Linked DNA regions of Homo sapiens: region 1 is linked to region 2. A link is a loop called in an ENCODE intact Hi-C map of the cell type or tissue named here. Cell type or tissue: HCT116. All regions are shown on one strand. Each heading gives the region's core, and the rest is flanking DNA. Links, peaks and the distances in the headings are about the cores only.

What was found. A loop is a pair of places that touch in the nucleus more often than their neighbours do. Peaks named below come from ENCODE experiments on the same cell type or tissue, not always from the same donor. Only the 100,000 strongest peaks of a DNase experiment are listed, where the experiment ranks them.
Region 1: a loop joins it to region 2, with 6 times the contacts of the local background. A loop is called at or near these places in 2 of 110 quality-filtered maps.

What each region holds. Positions count from the first base shown.
Region 1 is chr2:192,737,774-192,747,911 of GRCh38, reverse strand. No RefSeq gene overlaps it. Among named protein-coding and RNA genes, the nearest start is that of PCGEM1, 7.0 kb to the left of the region's middle. In HCT116, for the core only: CTCF peaks have their summits at 5,624 and 5,836 (motif pointing right); a DNase peak (open chromatin) is centred at 5,831.
Region 2 is chr2:191,807,247-191,817,384 of GRCh38, reverse strand. It overlaps LOC729254 (hCG2045843), which reads right to left. Exons shown (of 5, transcript NR_157850.1): 3 at 5,744-5,864; 4 at 2,946-3,042. Among named protein-coding and RNA genes, the nearest start is that of CAVIN2-AS1, 34 kb to the left of the region's middle. In HCT116, for the core only: a CTCF peak has its summit at 5,065 (motif pointing left); a DNase peak (open chromatin) is centred at 5,084.

The DNA.
Region 1 (10,138 bases), core at 1,041-9,040, 930 kb before region 2:
CTGGTGGACTAAGCACATAGGCTCTCTCTTTATCTCAGATACTTGCCAACAACCTGAAACTTTAAAAGTGTTAGTGGCAGTTTAGCAGAAATGAGGGGTGTCCTCACAGGATAATTTTATTATGAATACAGCAAAGTCTCAAGACGTGCCTAAGTATCATCCCTTTTGAATGGTCAATGGAAGTTATGCTCAATGTTCATGAAAGAAGAGATGCTAAAAGAAAAGCCAATTAACTCCGCTAATACTTTGGTAAAGGCACTGTGTGATGCTTATAAAAAGAAGACTAAATGGTGTGTGTTCTCTAGCTTGAAACTCATGCAATTCACAGACTAAGAGATGGGTGGTGCTTGCTAAAATTTTAGTTGGGCAGTCTCTCTGAATGTTAACTCATGTAAGGCAAGGTCCCACTGGGGTTAGCTCTCTCTTTTCACACCCTATCAGCTTCATTACTTTATTTTTCATCCTTCTTCCAAGCCCTAGGAATTCTTTCTATCATGGGTGAAGCTTTGCTTTTATGCATAATGTAGTTTCCCTTTGCCCTCAAATTTCTTCTGTGTCATTTCTTTACTGGATAATAAGCACAGAATGTTCTCAGTTGAATCATTGCAGGACAGCCAACTGATACAACAAAATACTAGACATCATTGTTTGGATTATTCCTTCACATTATGATCTAAAATTTACTCAGGTGTTTTATTTACACTTGTAACCTGCTAAATAACTGTTGTTAGCAGAACGACTGGTAAGGCACTTTCGTTGAATAACATGGGTCTTTAATGAGATTTTTCCAGATAATTAATGTTATTGTGGGTATAAACTGCGGATATTATAAAAAACGTAATTTTATCCCCAGAATGATTATAATTAATTTTCATTTCATTCCACTTAATACTGAGATGCTATCTAAATCTAAGGTTAAAAAATACTTTGTAAGTAATAACACTATCTTTAACAGTAGACATTTATAAATAAATGTCTATGTATTGTTTGATTATTGTCTTATATAATAGGGCTTGCAACATATGATTCCATTCTTTATCCAGAAGTAATTTATATAACTAGCTTTAAATCTCCATAAAATAGTAAAACAGTATAAGGTTTAATGAAGAATGCAGATTTCAACCATAAATAGCCTTCTATTTTAATATTTGCAGTAATGTTTAGATACTAGTAGTTATGTTCTGGTTCACAGTAATTACATTGTTTTATTCTGTTCTTGAAGTACTTCACACAGGTGATTGTTTCTGCAATTGTTTTATATAAATTATCTTACAACTCATTTTGAAATGTAGATTAATGTTATGAATTACAGTAGTATTCCATAATCATCTATGTGTGGTTTGAGCAAGAATTGCCCATACAAGCCCTAATCCATGAAAAAATGCAGAGGTCGGTAGTTCTCTTCAAACCTGTTACTGAGAGTCCTTTTGCTTATTCAGTCACTAGAATATAAGATTCATAAAAGCAGGAGCTCTGTTTTGTGTGTGTGTGGGTTTTTTTTTTTTAACCATTGTTTCTCCGAATCCTAGAAAAGTGCCTTTCACATAGTCACAAAGTCCTAGGATTTAGGATTTGTAAGCACCACATAGTCGGTGCTCTGTATTCCTTAAATTGATGGATTTAGATTTGCTCTCAAGTTACTGACAATCCTGTTGCTGCAAACTTATGCCTGCCTCTGCTTATGAGTAACCTTAAACCTCAAGACTCAGAATATACCAGTGTAAGGATATAAAATTGAAATAAAAGTCTAAATAGAATCAATGAATATTCAAAAGTGTGAAAGTCATTGATATAAGGGACCAATCTCCTGTTTACTCATATAAACTTACTTTGAATAGTAGATTAAAAGTCATTAAGTACAAAAATATTGATCTAATATTCAGACATGTACAATGATGGAAAGTACAAAATAAGTCATATTTTATAATTAGTTTTATTCTCTTTTAGAAATATGATTCTATGTGGATTTTTTTAACCAAGTTACAAATAAATTAACACAAATTTTTAAACATGTAGTTTAAGTAGCACTATCTCTTTGGTGACGCTTTTATTAATTCTGAAGGAAAAACTAATCAACTGTGAATTGATATGTTCTTTTACATCTTTGAAAAATGCATGATTAATACTAGTTTTAACTCTGATTTTTAAAAAATGACTCCAGAGATAGTAGACATTGATGTAGCCACAATAGCTCTAAGGGGTGTTGACATTTCACTTGGTAAAATGTTAACATGAATTCACCTCTTCAAAAATAAAGTTATTAGTATTGAGCTATGCAATTCTAACTAGAGACTATTTAAAAAATTAAAGTTGTACTATAGTTTAAAGAAAACTTTTGAATTAGCAGTTAAATCCACATTAGTCAAGTGTCCCCAGTGATTAATTAGAAGAAGATCTAGAAGTGTTAATTATGCCACTAGGGAATCTTTAAAGTTGGTTCTGCACTTGCTTTGAAGTTTTGTCAAAAAAAGGACTTGGGAAATATTTGTATGTGTGATACCTAGATATACAAGTGCCACCAGTTTTCTAAATTATATTATAATAAATGTAGCACTTTTATGAGTCTATTCAAACATAATCACATTGCTCATAGAAATCTAATTTTTAAAAAGTTTAATTATTTTTCTTGTAAATTGGGCTTGAATAACTATTAATTTTTCATTTACTCTTTAAAATTCTGAGAAATATCTAAATCAGCTTTAACAAAATAATGACTGAAGAGCTGCTTTGTGAACAATGTTTTTCTATCTAATTTAGCCTTTTTAGGTGGTTTGATTTCCAAAAAACATAAAACCTTAAGTTCTGAAATTCTGGATGTTAAAAATTATAGGTGCAGTTGCAAAAGCAATATTAAAAAACATCAACAACAATATGAATGTACAAAAGATTTTATCTGTTTTCTTGGCAACAAATGAGGACCAAATTCAGAATTTCACCTGTTTAAGCTTACTGTAACTACAATCCTTCAGTGTTGTCTTGCAAAGTCCTAGGATCTGTAAGCTCCATGATTCTTTCCTCAGTAGAGTTAAAGAAAATATTAGATGAATTTTTTATGTTTCCGGCTAATTCAGAGAAAACCAGTTATACAAAATATTACACCATTTTTTACAGCATATATTCACTCACTTTCTAAACCAAGTCCTTCAGTTTTCCTAACTACACAACAGAGTTTTTGAAGCTAATGGTAAATGTATACGCAATCTAGTTGGTCTCCATTCAGGAAATTTGTATTTGTTTCCTATTACTGTTAAAATAAATTACCACAATTCAATGATTTGAAACCAGTCATAGTCATTGTTACAGGTTTAGAAGTCAGAAGTCTTAGGGATGTGTTCCTTCTGGAGACTTTAGCAGATACCTATTAATTTGTCCTTTCCTTTTTCCATTTCTATAGGCCACCTACTTTTCTTGGCTCATGGGCCCATCCTCAATCTTCAAAGTTAGCAGGGTAGCATATTTTCTCTTTCCTGACCTATTACCTCCCTTTTAAAATGATCTTTGTGATTAGCTAATTTTATCATTTATTGGGAAAATCACAGCTCATAGATTATTTGGATTGTATGTATCTAAATGAACATTTTGCTCTGATAAATATGTTTTGGTTATTGTATGAAGTTTTTTTTCTTTATATGATTGTGTTAAGATATTTAGCCAAACTTTCAAAGAGCAGATAGTACTGATACACTATAAATTGTTCCCAAACATTTCTAAAATAAAACAATCCTAATATCTTTTATACAACAAGGAAAATATTGTGTCTTAAATCCGATAAAGAAAATATAAATAAGTTTAGACCAATATTATGAAAAAATATTCCTGTAAAAATATTAAATATAATATCATAAAAGAGAGCATAAGATAACAAATACAAAATGACTAAGGACTAAGTGAAATTAAATCCAGTAATTCAAGGTTGGTTTGATATTAGAAAATGCACTAATATTATATAATATATCAATAGTTCTGAGGAGAAAAACATATGCTTATTCCCATACATGCTACAAATAATTTCAATAAATTTTAACAACCATTTCTTAATTTTTAAGTCTTCTAAAAACATAATTGAGAAATACTTTAGTGCTAAAGTCAGTATCTTAAATGCATAACAAACATTAGAGACATTTTTTAGTCAATCCAGGAAAGTCTGACTACTATTTCTGCCACAATTTAACATTTCACTAGAGGTTTTAGCAAATGCAATTAGACAGAAAAATAAAATAAACAACTTTTACACAATCCTGGTGAAAATGCAGTGGCAAAACATTTCCAGAGGACCAAACAAACCTCAAGTGAACTTACCTTTTAACCCAGAAATCTCATTAAATAGAAGTCTACTGTGAAGGCGCACTTCCAACAATAAACAATTTCATAAGCAGAAGGTTATTCCTCACAGTCTTGTTCACAATTACAAAATATTGGTAACAATGTCATTGCCCATATTTGGGAAAGTAATTAAAATGTGATGCATTCACACAATGTAGTGCTGGGTAATATAAAACTAGAAGAAGGAAATGTATATAAACTTACATAGAGTGATTTCCAGGATATACTCTTAAATTTTTTAAAAAAGAGGAGAAATAGAGACTCCATAGCATGTTATATTCTTCCATAACAAGAAAAAGAATATAATTTTGGGGGGGTTATTTTTATGAAAAAAATATATCTATAAGAAACAAGAAAATAATGAAATTGATTACCTATAGAAGATGTTAGAAATGAATTGAGAAGACAGTAGAATTTGTAGGACATAGCTAAAGCAATGTTTGTATAATTTTAACTTATGAAAGTTTTAAAATATTATAGAATTAAATGCTCATATTAGATAACAAGAAATATCTCAGATCTTAAGTTCTAAATTCCAATATTATATCTTAAGAAAATAGAAATAGAAGAACTAATGAGCCCTGGAGAATTTTCAGTAATGTATTAATGTAGGTAACATTAATTAATTTAAAAAGTAATGAAATATTTTTAACAGTTTTCTTCATAAAACAGTTGTATTATTTTAAAATATCATCTTTTAAATTCATCTAAAACTTATTTGCTTAATTAAAATGCAAGAGTTACCTTGAATATTTTCTTTCAAATTAGTTACGTTGCATTTTTATCATTTTATAAATTTTCTGTTTTTCTCTACTATTTTAATACTTAAGTGCAAAAAAAAGTAATTTTCTTAACAGTATTATCATTAATATTCATATATATTTATGTTTAAAGATCATCTTTCAATTCAATTTATATAAATATGTATGTTTGAAACATCATTAAAAGGTTTAAAATTATTTTTCTTGTGCAATATTTATCTTAAATTTTGTTATTTCTGATTTTCAAATATATTTATAGACATAAAATATTTTATCTTTTATTTTAACATGAAAAGAAATTAGCACATATCTGAGACTCTTGAGACTTTACCAAATCATTTTATTTATTTTCTTTTCTCATAAAACCAACTTGTCTCCTATAAATGAAGCAAAATGGAGCTTATTCTTTGATGGCAAATATATGTTTGTTTCTCTATATTCTAAATTCAGGTTTGATTTGTGTGCATGTGTATGTGTGTATAACAGAATTATTCATTTTGTTATACAAACTCAATATAAAGTCTTTAGTCGTATTTCAGTATCCATATAACCATTAATTTCTAAAATGTTTCAGAAAAACCTTATAATAGCCTCTCCCTGCATGATACTTTAGACATTTCAAGAATCACTTTTGTATATGTGACCAACTGAAATATTAATGTTTGGGAACAAAAGCCTCTTCTTCTAGGGGAAAAAAAAAAAAAAAAAGGCTAAACTCTATTTAGAGCTTCCATTAGGTGTCCAGAGGAGGGAGCCAATAGGCACATATGGGAGGTCATCTTTTTCTCCCAAGCTGGAAAAAGTTTTAGGGTGTTTGTACCACAGGTTGTAGAAACTTAAGCAAAACTCAGTGGCAGTGCCCCAGGGAGATAGCAGGGACTCATACAATGAGTGTAGAATGACTTATGGAGCTATAAACCAAAGAGAAGTCTCTTTCAAGATTCTAACAACTTTGAGGGTGATTTAGAGACAGGAGGGCAATTCAGCCTGAAGGGGCGATGGGGATTTCACTGATAACCAGCATGGACATCAATATGAATGAATGGTAGGGGCCATCTAGGGCCTTTCATGCAAGTTAAGCCATCAGAACTTTGCAGACCTCAAGCAGAAGCCCTAATAATAAATAAGATAAAATTTCCTGAAATATGGTGGGATAGCAAGATGGATTTAAGTTTATTTAAATTTTTATACACGCCTTAATTTATGGAATGAGATTCATTTTCAAGTACCAAAACCATATATGGAGGAAGTACTTTTTAATTTTGTTTTCTCTTTAAAAATTATTTAGATTTAGTTTACCCATTGGAAACTAAAACATGGTATGGAGTTAAATTACACTCTGTTAATGGTAGATAGTTAATTAAATTTCAAATTAATATGTATAATAAAAACTCACTTTCATCATTGTTTTGAATGTAATAGTAAGCATTACCCCTCGTATTGATATTTTTATTTTCTTTAAGACAAAATTTTTTTCAATATTTTGCCTGATTATTTTTAATGGAGAACAAACTTGTATTTTATGTTTTTTTTCCATCTGTCATTGACGTTTTGTTGAAACTCCCATGATTACAAATCAATCTGATTACTCTCAATGACTAATTCTTGTTCATTACTTGCCCTTTCCACACTCCTTATTTATGTGGGGCACGCTGTCAGAAAATGCCAGAAGTCTACCCTTTTATAATTTTAATTCACCTTAAAACTAGTATGTATATGTACAATTTTTAAGGGTATAAATTTGTTATTGAGAAACTGGAACTGCCCATTTGTAGTTCCACTTCTACATATTCTGCTCCCTTCTTATTTAAGAGCTCATTACCTTAACAGCTTCCTGAAAAAATGTAAGAGTAACGTTTTTCACCCAGCTTCTGAGAATAAAACTTTTTTATAGCAGTGTTCATGCTTCAGCCCTTTGACAGTGCGTACAATGCCATTTGTTTCTTTAAAGGGATGTTATTATACAATTGCTTCCTAATGAACTCTTTAAAATCAGCTTATAAAAACATCTGCACAGTATTTTCATTGAGATATTTTTGCAAAATAGGCACATTGCTATGTTTAGGTAAACTAAATATGAGATTTGCAAAATTGTCTCATACAGGTGAACAATAATATTTCCTTGGAAAATTTGCAGTTGTTGGAAGTGTTAGAAGTGCTCAGACTCCCCTTTTCTGATATTTTATTTATTTTGCTGGTCAGTAACTATTCAGAGGATGACAATGTTCAGTTACAGTACCAGCATACTCTCTTTTGCTATGGTGTACTTTGTGAATAATTGATCTAAAACCTATATAATTTTGGAAATGGCATTTGATCCCGTGTAATTCAGTATCCTTAAATGAAATAGAAAACTGGGATAATAATAGTATATGTTCATTGTTTTATATGTAGATTACATTTTTTCCAATCATTAAATAAATGATTTTAGATGCTATGCACTCATGAGTTACATAATTTTACTGCATTTAGTCTGTAAAACTCTACCTTCAGAACATGACATGTTGAGCTTTCTCACTGTACTATGCCTTCAGCTTAAATATTAGCTCCCCAGAGAAATCTTTTTACCCTATCTAAAGTAGCCACCCTTAACCAGCTTTGTGTTTGTTTTGTGTGTGTGAACATATGTTATCATTTCTCTGGAATATATACATAGGAGTGGAATTGCTGGGTCATATGGCAACTCTAAGTTTCACAATTTTACAGAGTGCCAAACTGTTAATGTGAAGTAGTATTTCACTGTGGCTTTATTTGCATTTCCCTGTGAATAATTATTTTGAGCATATTTTCCTGTGATTGTAGGTCATTTGTGTAAGCACTTCAGAGAAATATCTATTCAAATTCTTTGTCCACTTTTTAATTGGATTATTTCTTTATTTACCATTGAGCTCTAAGAGTGTTTTTGTGATCTGGACAGCTTTATCTAACATATGATTTGCAAATATTTATTCCTATTCTGTTGGTTGTCCTTTTATTTGCTTGATGATATCACTTAAAGCACAAAAGTTTTCAATTTTGATGTAGTTCAATTCATTTTTTTCTTTTGTCACTCGTGCTTTTGGTGTCATATCTAAGAAACTATTGCCTAACCTAAGGTCACAAAGAGTTGCTCTTGTATTTTCTTCTAAGTATTCCATAGCTTTAGCTCTTAAATTTAGGCTCATAATCCATTTTGAGCAAATGTATATAGATGGTGTAAGGGAAGGTTCCAATTTCATGCTTTGGCACGTGGCTATCCAGTTATCTGAGCATCATTTGATAAAAAAAGTTTTTTCCCCATTGAATTGTGGCAGCAACCTTGTTTAAAAAAATTCACCGTAACTGGCCAGGCGCGGTGGCTCAAGGCCTGTAATCCCAGCACTTTTGGAGGCTGAGGTGGGCAGATCACCTGAGGTCAGGAGTTCGAGACCAGCCTGGCCAACATGGTGAAAACCCATCTCTACTAAAAATACAAAAAAATTTAGCTGAGCATGGTGGCGGGTGCCTGTAATCCCAGCTACTCAGGAGGCTGAGGCAGAAGAATCACTTGAACCCAGGAGGTGGAGGTTGCAGTGAGCCGAGATCGCACCATTGCACTCCAACCTGGGCAACAAGAGTGAAACTCCATCTAAAAAGAAAAAAAAAATTCACCATAACTAGATGAGTATATTTCTGAAACTTCAAATGTATTCTATTGATCTATAAGCCTATCCTAATGCCACCACCACACCATCACTGTAGCTGTAAGTAGTAAGTTTTAAAATTGGAGAGGTTTAAGTACTCCAAACTTTTTTTTCAAGACTTCTTTAGAAATTCCAAGACTCTTTCATATCAATATAAAATTTAGTATCTGCTTGTCATTTTCATAGCTTGTCTTATCTATTTTATTTATGTTTAAAATATAATACTTGTATGCTTACTCCACTAAGGAAATATAATTTAATTTTTTGTTTGCAAATATTAACTATATTTAAAATGAAAATATGAGAGTAATTTATAATAATGCAAAATGGTAAAATATTGAAGGATTTACTTTTTAAAAAACAATATTAGATTTGAGAAACATTCTAGATGAAGGGTCACTAATAGTTGAAAGAATTGGGGGAATCAAAAATTATTGAAAAATGGAACTTATTATACGTTCAGGGAGAAAAGTCCTGATTTTTATATGCAGCTTTGGGAAGTGTGTGGTATGGATAAGCTGTTTCCAGATAAGTTACAATGCTGAAAAAATATGAAGCATGGAACAAAATGGCAGAATAGGAAGTTTAAGGTCTTACTCGACTACGGAAAGAAACAACAATAAAAATATCACAGGTTGTCTGAGCCAACCTTGTCAGAGCTCTGGAAAACAATCAAAGGTTCATAGCAACCACGAGAATACCTCAAGAAAAAAAAATCTTTAAAATGGTAGAAAAGTGTTGTGGTATTTTACTTGCCCTCATTCTAGTTACATGTTGGTCTTGATCTCGAATGACGGTAGCCCAGGATCCCCAGTTCTCTCCCTCGAACTGGAGGGAACAGAGCTAACTTTGCAAATTATTGTGTGTATCTGCTATAACTCTCCTGAGAGTCACCTAAAGGACTGACTTGCTCATCTTTGGCTCACATAACTCAAAATGCAGGTGGAAAATCGGGAAGAAACTGCTTGTTAAAGATATAAGGGGATTAAAAACTTAAAATCCTTGGGCAAGAGATTCCATGCGGAGACATAAATAGACCATCCAAAGCATGGAAAAAAAGCTTGGGTGAGACTCTGGAAAAGGTGGAAACAAACCAAATGTCCATCAACAGATGAATCAGTACACAAAATATGCCATATACATACAATATAATATTACCAGCCCTAGAAAGAAAGGACATTCTAACACATACTACAACATGGATGAACCTGGAGAAAATTATACTAATCGAAGTTAGCAAAACAAAAAAAAGGACAAATATTGTATGATTCCACTTATGAGATATATGAAATAGACTAATAGAGACATAAGTGTAATGGTGGTGGATAAGGGCTGAGGTGAAGGGGAAATAGTTATCATTTAATGGGTATGGAGTTTCTGTTTGGGATGATA
Region 2 (10,138 bases), core at 876-8,875:
AATGTGATTGGACTCAGCCCTACCTGATGTGGCAGAAGCAGCACAGCAATCAGACACCCATGGGTTCCTTTTGGCCAACAGCTTGTGGCAGACCATGAGTCTAAGAATTAGTAGCTACTACAAAGGCTGATGGGCTGATGGTGCCACAAATTTGAAGACAGTGGGAAGGAAGACCCTCAATTCTCCACGAAAAGACTTGAGGTGGGAAAGGTTCTTGGCTAAAACTAGATTTCTCTCATGTGAAATTAAGGTATGATTATGAAATTAAAAAAAAAACTCATGAATTTACAGCTTTTGTGAGGGCATAATATTTCACTTAAAGCAAAGAGAAATTACCTTTTGTGGTAGATGGGTACCCATGTTCCTAAATAATCATTTTATCCTCAAGTTGTGCCCAATACTATATCATACCATGTCTCATTTCATCTCTATTGAAACACCATGAAGTAGAAATTATTAGCTTTGTTTTATGAATGAGAAAATAGAGAGGTTAAATAACAAGATCACAAAATGGCAGAGCTAGAATTTGGACCCACGTCTGCCCGTCCTAAAACCCAGTGTTTTAACTGTGAAACCAATACTGCCTTGTTGCTTGTGGTTGTGGTGATCTGTTTATGTACAAAAATCACAGTAAGGAATATTTAGATAAGGCTCTCTCCTTATACAATAGTATGACCTTAGCATGGCTTGTTACATATAGAAGAAACCTAATAAATGTTTTTATTTTTTTTCTTCTAACCATACACTTGCAACGTACCTTGGAATTTTAAGTGATTTGTACTTCTTTTCTATTAAGCAAAGCTAAGAAAGGCATTATTACTCCCACTTTAACTGGTGGGAATTCTGAGACTTATAAAAGTGACTTGCTCCAGCCTTAAAGTTTTGAAGTAGCGTCTTATCTCTAGTCCCCTGGGCTTTTTCCTACACTTCATTCTCTACTTTTGGAAACATTTTCCAGAATAGGTGATTAGAGGGTATAGAAATACAATAAATTTTCTATAAATATAAATAATTTGTATCAAGAGGCGAATACTTTAGATTCCATATAGGTGAACCAAGAACATTTCCTGAAACCCTGTCTCCACTAAAAATACAAAAATTAGCCCAGCATGGTGGCACGTGCCTGTAGTCCCAACTACTCAGGAGGCTGAGGCAGGAAAATCGCTTGAAGCCAGGAGGCAGAGGTTGCAGTGAGCCGAGATTGCGCCATTGCACTCCAGCCTGGGTGATAGAGCAAGACTCCGTCTCAAAAAAAAAAAAAAAAAAAAAAAAAAAACACATTTCCATGGAGAAAATCTGTGAACATATGAGGCTCCCAAGACTGATAGATGCCCTTGGGTTCTGTCCTGTCTATCCCTAAATAGACTGCAAATACTATGGGGTTTGCAGGCTTCAGGCTGCTAGATGGCCAAAAGTGCCTCTAAGCTGTTGGTGGGAGAATTAAAAGGTTAAAAGGGAAGCAATGGTAGAGAAAGTGTAGTAACTGGGAGACTGCATTATGGTGTTTGTTTGTTTGTTTTTGTTTGTTTGTTTGTTTTGAGACAGAGTTTCACTCTTGTTGCCCAGGCTGGAGTGCAATGGCGCGATCTCGGCTCACTGCAACCTCCGCCTCCTGGGTTCAAACGATTTTCCTGCCTCAGCCTCCCAAGTAGCTGGGACTACAGACATGCAGCACGACATCCGGATAACTTTGTATTTTTAGTAGAGACAGGGCTTCACCATGTTGGTCAGGCTGGTCTCGTACTCTTGACCTCAGGTGATCCACCAGCCTCGGCCTCCCAAAGTGCTGGGATTATAGGCGTGAGCCACCGTGCCCAGTTTATGTTTATTTTCTATGAGGGGATTAAAGCAAAAGGGAAAAAAAAACAAACACAGCCAAATGTCTGCTACACAGCCATATACACAATGGCAAGCTCCTTAGCATAGAGCCATTTATCATTTATATGTACCTCAACTTTAGCTTTGAATTGAATACTCAAAATTAAAAAATAATAATAATAAACAAAAAAAGGCCTCATTTTCCCTGTCTTTCTACAGGATCAGGAGAGGGGAAAGGTAAGTTTGCAAGAAAAAAAGCTTTGATTTCCTGCACATATTTATGCAGGAAGAAAAATGTCTTCACTGCCATCTCCAGACAAGAGCACCCTGTGCCGGTCAAGAACTTGTGTTTCATCATAGGCACTCAAGACATGCTTATTGGATGAGGAACCTGGGGCTCTTAAACTGATGGAGATGGCATCAGTCCTGCTCTGGAGGGACTTGCAATTGAAAACTTCTGACATTAACCCAGACAAAAATGGACAAGCTATCTAGATAATGCACTCAGAACTTTGAGCAATCAAATAAATATCCAGTTTGATTTTTTTTACATCACTTATAGTCACAAACTGCTTAATTTCCAACCATTCTATGGGTAACCTTAGTTCACAGACTACTAAAATAAAGTCACAGTACATTATGAAAAATGCCCTTCAGCAACATAAATAAGAAGCCATTTTTGACTGGAGATGAGTAGAATGTTTTAAAGATGCATTAGGAGGCATCTGTGAGTGAATCTCACATAAGAATTTCCTCTCGATTATTTTGAAAGGTAAGTAAAATCGGCAGCTACACTAGTCTCCAATTGGACATAGATTTAATTATTCTGGCTAGCTCAGAAGAGATCTAATGGTTCTAATGGATTCTTAAAGTTTCCTAAGTGGTTCTCCACACTTGGCTGTGTCCAGTCACAATGGACTTAATGACACACGTGTGGAAATGGAGCCACGATGGGGGTGGAAAACCCCACAGACACTGTCTGACAACTTTGCTTCCTGGCATTCCAAGATCTGCCACACCAGCTGATGTTACACCCTGATGTGCCCTTGTGTCCCTTTATGTTAACTTCCTATAATTTCTCATTCTTCTTCTGTAGTATTTCCACGATACCTTTTGATGGAACCTACCACACAATCACTTAGGCTTATTTTCTGTTGTTGAAACTCTTCTTGTGAAAGTCTTCTGGGACTGCTGGAGAGCCTACTTACATCACGGTGAAAAGGACTAAAACATAACGAAAAGAGAAATGAGTTTGTAAATGCAGTCTGGAGAGGTCAGACTAAATATTTTGTTAAAGATGGTCTCAGGAGTAATATTTGTTCATGAGGCAGACATGAACGTTTCCACTAAGAATCAATAGTGAGCCCATTTGCACTGCGCTTAGTGTTCAAAGTGTTTCTGTGCACCTCGCGCACTTTCTCTCTATAAATAAATATCAGTGGTGGTGGCTGTCTGTGTTTCAAAATGCTGCTGCCGGTCATGTTGTTATCCCTGCCTGAGAGTGGAGCTGAAAAGACCAATGCATCGCTATCCATCTTTTGTAGCCTGCATTCAAGCAAAGGTTTTCCTGGTATGGCAGTTCTAATTGCACTTTGCTTCTCGTCTTTTAACTCCACAGTCTGTCTGATGCTCTGAAGCCTCTGTTTGGAACAAGACACCCTATTTCTGCAGGCTAACCACCCACCTCCCAGAAAATTCTGATGATTTTGTTTCCCAATATTCCAAAGCCCTGCAGACCAAATGATGGGACACTTCTGGGTTCCTGTATATTATATCTTCTGCCTGATCCCCTTACAGATGTCAGCCTCTCTCAGCACAAATCCTGGGACTGCTTCCTTTATTTCCCTTCCATACTTGTTCTGGCCAATGAAACAATGTTATAGCAAACAATTCTTCAAAAGAGAGAGAGTATGGCATAGTCGGAGGGGCATGGACAGACCTTGGTTTAATTCCCAACTTGGCTACATACTTGGCAAATTAATCAACTTCTTTAAGCTTCAGTTATCTTATATATCAAAACAGTATAATAATGCCCAGCTTGAATGAGTGTCATAAAGATTAAAGTAATACCTGGAAAGGACCTGGCTCATAATGGGCAGGCTATAGGGGAACCATCGTTACTTAATCCTGATAAAACTCGCCAAGTTCTAGAAGAAGATACCACATTAGTTAGGAAGCTGGTGAAATAAGCTATTTGTAGACTGCAGATGATTTGACAGGGGGCTTGAACCCATGCTTACTTTGTCCATCTAACATTTGAAGAATAGCCTGACCTTTCTAACTGACTTTTGGGATTTCCCAATGTCTCTCAGTACATCTTTGGACAGTATGCCGGCCAGTAGCAGAATTCAGCAGCAGATTTACAACAGTCTATTCCTGATGGAAATCTTTGACTGGAGCAAACTAGAATATGACCCTTTTCTCCTTCAAGTTTATCATCAATCAATGGTGCTCTGCCAGCTCTCTATAAAGGGGATCCTAACCTCCTTTCGCCCTTACACTTCAAGAAAAGATAGGCAGCAACGAGGAGTTCCTGTGAGGTAAGTCTGCAAGGACTTCCTAGCGCGTGGAACAAGGATAAGCACCCAATAAGCACTCAAGAAGCACTGGACACAAGGAAGAATGAATGAATGACTTTATGTCCTAGTGAAAGAATTTCCTGTGGACCTGAAAATATTGGTGTGCCCACAAGTCCTTACATTCTCACATGTTTGAACATAACTCTGTAAAATAATACTGAAACTCCTCTAGCTCCATTTTATTCCAGTGATAGTAGGTCACCATCAATATCTAGATAAATGATTGCACCTAAGTAAATGTCAAGACAGTCAAATTTCAAACTGAATTGGGGCCTTAGTGGTTTGCCCTTATCTATCTTTCCTGTGCACCTATAATATCGGCCATGTAGCAGAGCTCACATCCACTCTCCCACATTTCACTGTGTTTCCCATGTGCCTTTAAGGAATCATTCTTGATCTCAGCCATAAAATTGGAAAGCTGCATAACTGACAAGATGATCCCTGAAGGCAGCTGAAACATGGGGTAGATTGAAACCGACAGTTAATTTGTAGCAGTAAAAAATAATGATATCATCATAAAACAAGTTTAAGACCAGACTGGGCTCAAACACTGTGCACCCACAGGATATATAGATGGGTATTGTCAAGCTTAAATAACAAAGCAAAACAAAACTGAACCTCCCAGCTTCACCAAGCCCGCTTCATTGGCTTTTTTGTGGTACGCTATCACCATCTGCTGGCTGCAGCCCATAAAATGTCCAGCATTCTCTAAGTCCTGGAATATTCCATTCTGCAGAGCCTGATGTTAATTACTATGCACCAGGAAACATATTAATCTCACAATATCATTGAAATGGTACAAATAAGTCAGATCTTCTTAGAATACCAAACAAATAAAAGATCCCAAGAGACTAGAGATTGCCAAAGGCACCCACCCTGTTCTGCCACGCCTGAAAGCTGCACCTGCTGGGTGCGCACAGCCTAGCATATTCTCTTTTTATTCCTGAGCTCTTTCTTTACAGGCATTCACTTTCCGACTTCCTCCTCTCCAGCTGCCTTCTCTACCAGGCATCCTACACGACACTGCAGTGATAGGCAAAGCAGCAGCTCTCAGCTAAAAACAGCCTCCTCCTAGATATCTTAAAGAAAGAAAACCACTGACGCATCTTCTTCAAGGAAAGCAAAGCCCCAGCGGGACTGAGCAAAGAAGAAAGGATATTGTTGCCTCTCCAAACTCTGAAAGCAATATTTTGCATGATTTTTCTCAAGGCTTGCCTTGCATTGTTTCTGGATTCCCTAACTCAGCAACAAGTGATGCTTTGGAGGGAGAAAAGATAGAGTATAAGCAAACAAAATATAGCCACCTATACACCCCTACCCATCTTATATTATGTGTTTAATCTTACCACTTTAGACCCTCTCTTCCTAGCATTGCAGGCCTCTGACTTCTCAACCATCCTGGGGATAAAAGAGGCTTTAGAAAACGTTTCTTCTTCACCACAGCTTGTTTTTGTTTCTTCCGATGATCTGCAATGAAAATTCTTTATTGAATGAGTATGTAATAGTTGTGTAATAAAACAATTTATAAAAATCCTTCAATTTTTATCTATTAAGAAAATTTTCCTGCTGCCAATATTTTCATGACAAGAATTAGATGATAATTGCTCTCAGATAAAATATTTAGTTCTTATTTAGCAATAATGTAAATTTATCATAAGATGTTTTCCCCGGAAAGACCACGCCTAGTGTAGCAGAAACAAGTGACATGCTCTAACTTGGGCACACATCTATAATTGAACAGGCTATCCCTGTTAGAAGAGCGTAACAACTATATACACAAAATGCACTGAACAGTTATTTCATCCTGAACAGTATCATCCTTGCATCCGTTTAAACAATTAGTTCACTCTCCTAAACACTCTGAGATGTGAACTTTAGTTCAAAGGCATTCTACGTTTTCCTCCTGATGCTGTAATTTTACAGGTTAGGAGATTTCTACATTACAAAGTAAACCCTATAAAGCAGTAGAGCCTTGAATAAAATTTCCATCTAAATTATTTCTGTAATAACCAGTGAATATATTTTTACATGTTCAATATCATCAAAATAACTAACAGCAAATTACTCAAAAGTAAAATAACAATGAATTTTTTTCCTATCAAATAGCAAAGGATTTTTAACAAATAATACCAATGCGGTCAAGCAACTATGCACTACTGTCAAAAGTGTAATTCAAAGTAACCCTTCTAGAGGGTAATTTGGCATTGTTTACTAAAAGTCTTTTTTTTAATGTATATATCTTGTGGTTGGTACATTCTAGCATTAGACTTTTGTCCTAAAAGAATAATCATGGCTAATGAATGCAACATACAACATCACAGCTTTTTTATTTAATTTATATACAACAAGTTTTTAGCATTCGGATGTGGTAGGCTGAAAAATGGCCTCCCCAAAGATGTCCACGTCCTTATCCCTGGAACCTGTGAATATATTACCTTACTTGGTTGAAAGTACTTTGCAGATGTGATTAAGCTAAGGATCTAGAGATGGAAGGATTAGGCTGAACTACCTGGGTGGGCCCAGTGAAATCACAAGGGTCCTTATAAGCGGAAGGCAAATGAGTCCAAGTCATAGAAGGTGATGGGACAATGGAAGCAGAGTTTGATGTGATGCTCTTTGAAGGTGGAAGAAGGGCCCATGTGCCAAGGAATGCAGGCAGGCTCTAGAAGTTGGAAAAGGAAACAGGCTTTTCCCCCTAGAGACTCTAAAAGGAACATGGCCATACTGACACACTGATTTTAGGACTTCTGACCTCTAGAACTATAAGATAATAAATTTTGTATTGTTCCAAGCGACTGAGGACTCCAAAAGCCTTATTCTTAAGGGTCTGAGTTATAAAAGACGGTCTTTTTTATTTTTTTATGTTTTTAATTCTTTTTTTTTTTTGTACTTTAAGTTCTGGTGTACATGTGCAGAACATGCAGGTTTGTTACATAGGTATACACGTGCCATGGTGGTTTGCTGCACCCATCAACTCGTCACCTATATTAGGTATTTCTCCTACTGCTATCCCTCCCCTAACCCGGCACCCCTGACAGGCCCTGGTGTGTGATGTTCCCGTACCTGTGTCCATGTGTTCTCATTGTTCAGCTCCCACTTATGAGTGAGAACATATGGTGTTTGGTTTTCGGTTCTTGTGTTAGTTTGTTGAGAATGATGGTTTCCAGCTTCATCCATGTCTCTGCAAAGGACATGAACTCATCCTTTTTATGGCTGCATAGTATTCCATGGTGTATATGTGCCACATTTTCTTTATCCAGTCTTTCAATGATGGGCATTTGGGTTGGTTCCAAGTCTTTGCTATTGTGAATAGTGCCACAATAAACATACATGTGCCTGTGTCTTTATAGTAGAATGATTTATAATCCTCGGGTATATACCCAGTAATGGGATTGCTGGGTCAAATGATATTTCTAGTTCTAGATCCTTGAGGAATCACCATACACACTGTCTTCCACAATGGTTGAACTAATTTACACTCCCAGCAACAGTGTAAAAGCATTCCTATTTCTCCATATCCTCTCCAGCATCTGTTGTTTCCTGACTTTTTAATGATCGCCATTCTAACTGGCGTGAGATGGTATCTCATTGTGGTTTTGATTTGCATTTCTCTAATGACCGGTGATGATGGGCTTTTTTTCATATGTTTGTTGGCTGTACAAATGTCTTCTTTTCAAAAGTCTCTGTTCATATCCTTTGCCCACTTTTTGATGGGGTTCTTTTTTTCTTGTAAATTTGTTTAAGTTCTTTGTAGATTCTGGATATTAGCCCTTTGTCAGATGGATAGATTGCAAAAATTTTCTCCCATTCTGTAGGTTGCCTGTTCACTCTGATGATAGTTTCTTTTGCTGTGTGCAGAAGCTCTTTAGTTTAGTCAGATCCCATTTGTCTATTTTGGCTTTTGTTGCCATTGCTTTTGGTCTTTTATTCATGAAGTTTTTGCCGATGACTGTGTCCTGAATGGTATTGCCTAGGTTTCCTTTTTTAATCTAGTGTCTTTATGTTGAAAATAATCTAAAGAATGTCAATGTAAAGATATTCTGGATGATCTGGTAGACCACCTCAGCTCTGCTATGATTTTGATGCCAAGTTTGTGTTTGCACTTATAGTCACAATAGTGCCAAGGAAAGGCAAACCTCCTAGAGAACAAGGAGGCCACAGCAGTTGTGGGAGAGCTGAATTATCACTTAGAAAATAGCTGTCAATGTCATATTTACACTGTGAGGAGCTATTTTTGAATCTAACAAGATTAAGTTTAGTAGTTAAGAATTTTTGTTTAAACTTTTGATGGTACTGTACTTTGAGGTGCACTGTTAAACTGACTGATCCATAAAAACAATGAATCATTGGCTTAAAATAAGTTTATTGTAGAAGAAAAATATTATTATATTCAAGATGACTGAAATGATAGTCCATCAGGCTCAAAATCAAATGAAGCACACCAAGAAAATATAAAACACTTATCATCCTACTATTAAATATCAGCTATCACTTTAAGTGACTGTTGACATTTCACTTATATTAATTTTATGTCAAAATTTAAACATAAATTTGTATTGGTTTTGTAGTTGTTAGCATCATAAAAAAATTTATTCTAATTTTATATTTCTACATAGCGGGGGAAAAACATAATGAAAATAACATAAATCAAGCCTGGAGGGAGCATGAAAATTTATCTTTCTTTTGAAAAGGATCCATACATTTGCTCAAGTATGAAAAATGTAGAGTTAATTAATTATGTTGCTCCTCCTAATGGAATACTATTCAATCATTAGGAATGATGTCATAAAAAACATTTAATGAAATGGTGAAATGATCAGAATATGTTGATAAAATTTAAAAGTAGTTACAAACTGTCACAGTAAGGTTCTAATGTAACAGTTTTATTTATTTCTAATGAATTAATAAATAAATAAATAATAAATTAGAAATAAATAAAATTTATTTCTAATAAAAAGAAATAAATTTCTATACATAGAAAAATGAACAGAAAGATACAGATGGTCCCCAATTTATAATAGTTTGACTTATGATTTTTTGACATTATATTGGTACAAAATCAATATGCATTCAGTAGAAACCATACTTTGAAACTGGAATTTTGATCTTTTCTCAGGCTAATGGTATGCAATACAATACTCTTAGATGGGATATTCAACACTTTATTATAAAATAGGGTTTTCATTAGATGATTTTATCCAACTGTAGGCCAATGTATGTGTTCTGCACACATTTAAGGTAGCTTTGGATAAGCTGCAATGTTCAGTAGGTTCAGTGCATTAAATACATTTTCAATTTATGATATTCTCAACTTACAATGAGTTTATTTCCCAAAAACAAATACTCTTCAACTTACAGAAATAACCCTATCATAAATTGAAGAGTATCTGTATACAGCTAAACAATAATATATTGCTGGTTTTGACTTTGTTTTCCTTATAATTTTTGCTATTTTCAAAATTTTCTGAAACAAATATTACTTTTCTAATGAGAAAATAGACTTTTGATAATAAATCGAGGGTCAAAACATTATTTTATCTTGGCCCTGACTTCAGAGTGTTTAAAAATTGGAATGACAGATTTGTTTCTCAATGTCTAGAAGACTACTTTGCTGATCATCATAACCTATGCTCCCCTATAAGAAGAGGAGAGTGTCAATGAAAAAACTACAAATCCAACACTTGCCCTCAGAACAACTGTGGGAAGTGTGTGTGTGTGTGTGTGTGTGTGTGTGCGTGTAT